Linked DNA regions of Homo sapiens: region 1 is linked to region 2. Evidence: read pairs that join two places in POLR2A ChIA-PET (ENCODE). Cell type or tissue: B cell. All regions are shown on one strand. Each heading gives the region's core, and the rest is flanking DNA. Links, peaks and the distances in the headings are about the cores only. Region 1 overlaps DENND5B (DENN domain containing 5B). Region 2 overlaps BICD1 (BICD cargo adaptor 1).

Evidence for each region. Peaks named below come from ENCODE experiments on the same cell type or tissue, not always from the same donor. Only the 100,000 strongest peaks of a DNase experiment are listed, where the experiment ranks them.
Region 1: POLR2A ChIA-PET joins it to region 2 with 12 read pairs; 3 of 35 experiments call an interaction of 5 or more read pairs at or near these places.

The regions. Positions count from the first base shown.
Region 1 is chr12:31,402,139-31,404,951 of GRCh38, reverse strand. DENND5B (DENN domain containing 5B) reads left to right here. Exons shown (of 21, transcript NM_144973.4): 15 at 2,309-2,454. Among named protein-coding and RNA genes, the nearest start is that of LINC02387, 34 kb to the right of the region's middle. In B cell, for the core only: a CTCF peak has its summit at 1,634 (motif pointing left); a DNase peak (open chromatin) is centred at 1,641.
Region 2 is chr12:32,137,905-32,140,717 of GRCh38, reverse strand. All of the region lies in intron 1 of BICD1 (BICD cargo adaptor 1), which reads right to left. Among named protein-coding and RNA genes, the nearest start is that of BICD1-AS1, 32 kb to the right of the region's middle. RefSeq lists an enhancer at 723-772. In B cell, for the core only: a CTCF peak has its summit at 442; DNase peaks (open chromatin) are centred at 727 and 1,487; H3K4me3 peaks cover 1,546 bases; H3K27ac peaks cover 2,289 bases.

The DNA.
Region 1 (2,813 bases), core at 201-2,700, 740 kb after region 2:
CGCATCTCTACTAAAAATACAAAAAATAGCTGGCCGTGGTGGTGTGCAGTTGTAATCCCAGCTACTCAGGAGGCTGAGGCAGGAGAATCGCTTGAGCCCGGGAGGCAGAGGTTGCAGTGAGCCGAGATCATGCCATTGCACTCCAGCCTGGGCCACAAGAGCAAAACTCTGTCTCAAAAAAAAAAAAAAAAAGCTAGAGGTCGGACGCGGTGGCTTATGCCTGGAATCCCAACACTTTGGGAGGTTGAGGCCGGTGGATCACCTGAGTTCAGGAGTTCGAGACCAGCCTGGCCAATATGTCAAAACCCCTTCTCTACTAAAAGTACAAAAATTAGCTGGGCGAGGTGGCAGACGCCTGTAATCCCAGCTACTTGGGAGGCCGAGGCTGGAGAATCACTTGAATCCAGGAGGCAGAGGTTGCAGTGAGCCAAGAATGTGCCACTACACTCCAGCCTGAGCGACAAGAGTGAAACTCTAAATAAATAAAGTTAGCCAGGTGTGGTAGCGTGCACCTGTAGTCCCAACTGCTGGGGAGGCTGAGATGGGAGGATTGCTTGAGCCCCAGAGATCAGGGCTGCAGTGAACACTGATTGGGCTGCTGCACTTCAGACTGGGCGACAGAGCTACATCCTGTCTCTAGAAAACCAACAAACAAAAAACCAGAAATGTATGGCTGTGATGGACAAAAATGCTTATGTGCTTAAACCATCTGCCCCCTTTTTGTTTTGAGATAGGGTCTCGCTGTGTTGCCCAGGCTGGAGTGCAGTGGTGGGATCAGAGTTCACTGCATCCTTGACCTCCCTGGCTCAAGGGATCCCCCCTCCTCATCCTCCTGAGTAGCTGGGACTACAAGTGTGTACCACCAGACCTGGCTAATTATGTTTTTTATTTTGTATAGAGACAAGGTCTCACTTTGTTGCCCAGGCTGGTCATGAACTCCTGAGCGCAAGTGATCTGCCCACCTCAGCCTTCCAAGGTGCTAGGTAGGATTACAGACATGAGCCCCCGTGCCTGGCCCTGTCTGCACTTTTTTTTTTTTTTTTTTTTTTTTTTTGGAGATGGAGTTTCACTCCTGTTGCCCAGGCTGGAGTGCAATGGCACAATCTCGGCTCGCTGCAACCTCTGCCTCCCGGGTTCAAGCGATTCTCCTGCCTCAGCCTCCTGAGTAGCTGGGATTACAGGTGTGTGCCACCACACCTGGCTAATTTTTGTATTTTTAGTAGAGACGGGGTTTCACCGTGTTGGTCAGCCTGGTCTCAAGCTCCTGACCTTGTGATCCACCCACCTCGGCCTCCCAAAGTGCTAGGATTACAGGCCACCACATCCAGCCGTTTTCTTTTTTCTTTCTTTTTTTTTTCTGAGGCAGAGTCTCACTCTGTTGCCCAGGCTGGAATGCAGTGGTGCAATCTCAGCTCACTGCAACCTCTGCCTCCCGGGTTCAAGTGATTCTCCTGCCTGAGCTTCCCAAGTAGCTGGGATTTCAGGCGCCTGCCACCACACCCGGCTAATTTTTGTACTGTTAGTAGAGACGGGGTTTTGCCATGTTGGCAAAAAAAAAAAAGAAAAAAAAAGAAGGGAGGACATGCATAACATCTAACCTCTCGTGCTTCCACATTTGAGCAAAGGACAGTGATAGGGCAGTGACATCTAGTGGTCTGTCTGTGGAAGAGCCTCCCTGGGCTCCTCTTGCGTGTGAGTCACCTTAATAGCTTTCAAAGTTGTGGTTTATAGACTTCACGATATGTCCAGAGTGGAGGTTCCATTGTTTATTATTTGTGGTTTTTGCATATTGTTCTGTAAACTTGGGACAGGAAAGTTCTGAAATGCAGTGCTTTAAAGCATTGCCCAAGAAACTCAATACTGTCCAAGAAGTCATCCACCCCTCTTTTTATATAAAACCATATCAGTAATCATGTTCATTTCTATTCAATTTTGTTACAAAATTAATTTTTAAGAAAATTTAAGCAATGAAAACACAATATACACAGTCAGTGTTCACATCTTTAGGTATTCTCGTGCTAATGCTTGAGATTGTTCATACGTTTAATGTTGATATATGCATCATACATACATGATGATATACATGCTGTGAAAACCACTGCTACGAGTATTGAGACTTCTGGTTTGCAAACTAGATCTCATCTTTCTAGACTGAAAGGTTATGATCTCAACTTTTCGTATAAGTACATCTTGATAGCTCATAAAAAGCAAATTATCAATGAAAACCAACAAGAGTTCTTAATATATGTTTTGTTATAAGGAGAATTTTATTCCCGCTTTTTAATTAATTTCTGCATTTTTCTTTCAGTGATTCCGTATAGGTCAGTGATCATCCCAATCAAAAAGCTGAGCAATGCAATAATCACATCAAACCCTTGGATCTGTGTATCAGGAGAGCTGGGAGACACAGGAGTAATGCAGATTCCCAAAAACCTCCTCGAAATGACCTTTGAGGTAGGTTCAGCTAATACCTTTCCTAGAAGAATGTATCACGTGTAGTTTTACAGATGATTCTGTCTGGCTTTTTCATTTTTCCTTGAATCAAATAAAATAGAGGAACACTCAAAGCGTGCAGGATCATTTTTGTGATTATATGTCTAAAGTTGTCTTAAGCAGCTTATATACTAATTTGTTTTGCATTTTCATTGTTAAGCTCTATTTTTCACTTGTAATGATGTGCTTTGGGGCTTTCTAGGTCTTCTCCTACTATTTTCAGGGTCTAGCACAGATTCTAGCAAGCAGGAAATATTCAAATAAATGTTTTCCCCGCGGTGGTTCTCCTCCCTACTGTAAAATGTTTTCTGCCCAAACCT
Region 2 (2,813 bases), core at 141-2,640:
TTTTGCTTTTTGTCTACAGACACAGTTCCTGTAAACACAGAATCAAATACGGTGCGCGTAGAAAATAAAAAGATCCTCCCACACTATGGCACTTCCTTCAATGGAGGCTACTCGGGAGGCTGAGGCAGCGAATTGCTTGAACCCGGGAGGCGGGGTTGCATTGAGCTGAGATTGCGCCACTGCACTCCAGCCTGGGCGACAGAGCGAGACTCCGTATCAAAAAACAAACAAAACAACAACAACAACAACAAACAAGATGTTGTATTCTTGACATTTAGGCATTTTCTAAAATATTACATTTTTTATAAAATTTCTCTGCCATGGAAAAAAAATCCACCTTTGCCAGAGCAAAGGAAGCCAGTGAAAGAAGTAATTCATTGGGAGTATAATTATAAGCATTTAGCATTGTTTTGAACATGAGAAAAAGGCAAGCTTTCATCTAACAGATTTTCATAATCTCAAGAAATAATTCATCTGCCATTTATTTTCAGGGAAATGTGGTGCTTCTTGGAAGAAGCCCAGAGGATCCTGCTGTTAAACCAAGACCCATGCAGGAAAAAAAAATTATCCACTCCACAATAACATGGCAGGTAACACAAAGGCAGTGGTACTTCTCCAGCCGGGAGAGGCCCCCTCAAAACAGGAACTCCTGCCGGCTGACTTAATTACAGCACAGCAAGGGAATCCACTACAAAGGCAGGAGCCACTGAACAGAGAGCTGCTGAGATCCGTCCTCGGTACACGGACAGATGGTTCTGCTGCTTCTCGGCTGGTATAAGACCTTATAGAAGACTCTGAAAACTGAAACACGCCAACAAGTTTTCTGTTACCAGTATTTTTTTTTTAACTCTGTGCCCAGGCCAGGAGCGGTGGCTCACGCCTGTAATCTCAGCGCTTTGGGAGGCCGAGGCGGGCGGATCGCGAGGTCAGGGGTTTGAGCATCCTGGCCAACATGGTGAAACCCCGTCTTTACTAAAAATACAAAAATCAGCTGGGCGTGGTGGCGCTTGTCTGTAGTCCCAGCTACTTGGGAGGCTAAGGCACGAGGAATCGCTCGAACCCAGGAAGAGGAGGTTGCAGTGAGCCGAGATTGCACCACTGCGCTCCAGCCTGGCGACAGAGCGAGACTCCGTCTCAAACAAACAAATAAACAAAAAAACCCTTTGTGCCCACCGTATGCTAGCGTAAAAGTAATCTGAATTTGAAAGTCAATCAGCAAGTATTTACTGAGCGACGTGTAAGGGATAAGGAAAAGGTCTAAAGCAGCTTATCTAGTTTAGGGACATGGATTAAACTCTGATTTAATTTTAGGGCTTTTGACTTTTTCATCATCACACACAGACACACACAAACACACACACACAAAATTAGAGGAGAGGCCATGAAAGCACTGCCTTGAAAATTCTCAGACAAATTTACAGAAACAGAGTGAGTCCATGTAAGAAACCTGACCTTATACACAGGGACGATGCACTGAAACCTGTTTCACAGCAAAGGGAACTGAAAGTTTCTAAAGCAGTCACCACAGCAGCCACGTGGCTTAGAACACAAAACAGACAGCCCCCTAAATTATGAAGTCATACACACAGCTGCTAAATAACAGCACTGAGTAAACTCTATCTTGTAAAAAATGTTTAAACAAAATGAAAATTTAACTACAAACATTATTTATGGAATTAATATACATGCAAATTTTCTGCATGCAAACTCTACCTTCCTGGTCACTTTGAAGGATATAAATTAATCAAAATCACAAAATTCTTCAATCTTATGTAAGAATGTACAATAATGCCACTGAAGCAATTTAGAACTTACAATGCCCATAGCATAGAATCTATTATATATAGATATCTAATTATATCTATCTAAACACATACATATACAGATGCTCCTCAACTGATGATGAGATTATGTCCTAGTAAACCCATCATAGTTTGAAAAATATCATAAGTCAAAAATACATTTAATACGCCTAACCTATCAAATACAGCTTACTTAGCCTCACCTACCTTAAACATGCTCAAAACACTTACATTAGCCTATATTTGGGCAAAAATCACCTAACACAAAGCCTATTTAAAGTAAAGTGTTGAATAGCTCATGTAATTTGTTGACTGGTGTACTGAAAGTGAAAAACAGAATAGACGTGTGGGCACCCAAAATATGGTTTATATAAAGTCAAAAAATTATAAAGTCAAAAAATAATTATAAAGTCAAAAAATCATTAAGATGAACCATCGTTAAGTCAGGGACCATCTGCATACATATATAAATACATACACATACATATTCCTATTTAATACTGATATCAACTCTATAAACTAAAAATGCACAGCTTGGTGAGTCTGAATGAGTTAATATATTTAAAGCACTTGGAGAACTTCTATCAATACAAGCTTTGAAGTCACACTGCCTGACTGAGATTTTGGTTCCATCGCTAGACAAATTAATTTATCTGTGCTGCAATTTTCTCATCTATGTAAGTGGAAATAATAATAAAAGCCTCTACTTCATAGGCTAATGAGGCATATGCTATCTGGCATATTAAATATCTAGCACAATACCCAGTATGTGGTAGGCAATGAACACAAGCGAGCTATTTTTAAACTTTATATATTTGGCCAGGCACGGTGGCTCACGCCTGTAATCTCAGCACTTTGGGAGGCCAAGGCAGGCGGATTGCCTAAGCTCAGGAGTCCGAGACCAGCTTGGCCAACATAGCAAAACCCTGTCCCTACTAAAAACACCAAAAATTAACCAGGCATGGTGATGCGTGCCTGTAATCCCAGCTACTTGGGAGACTGAGGCAGGAG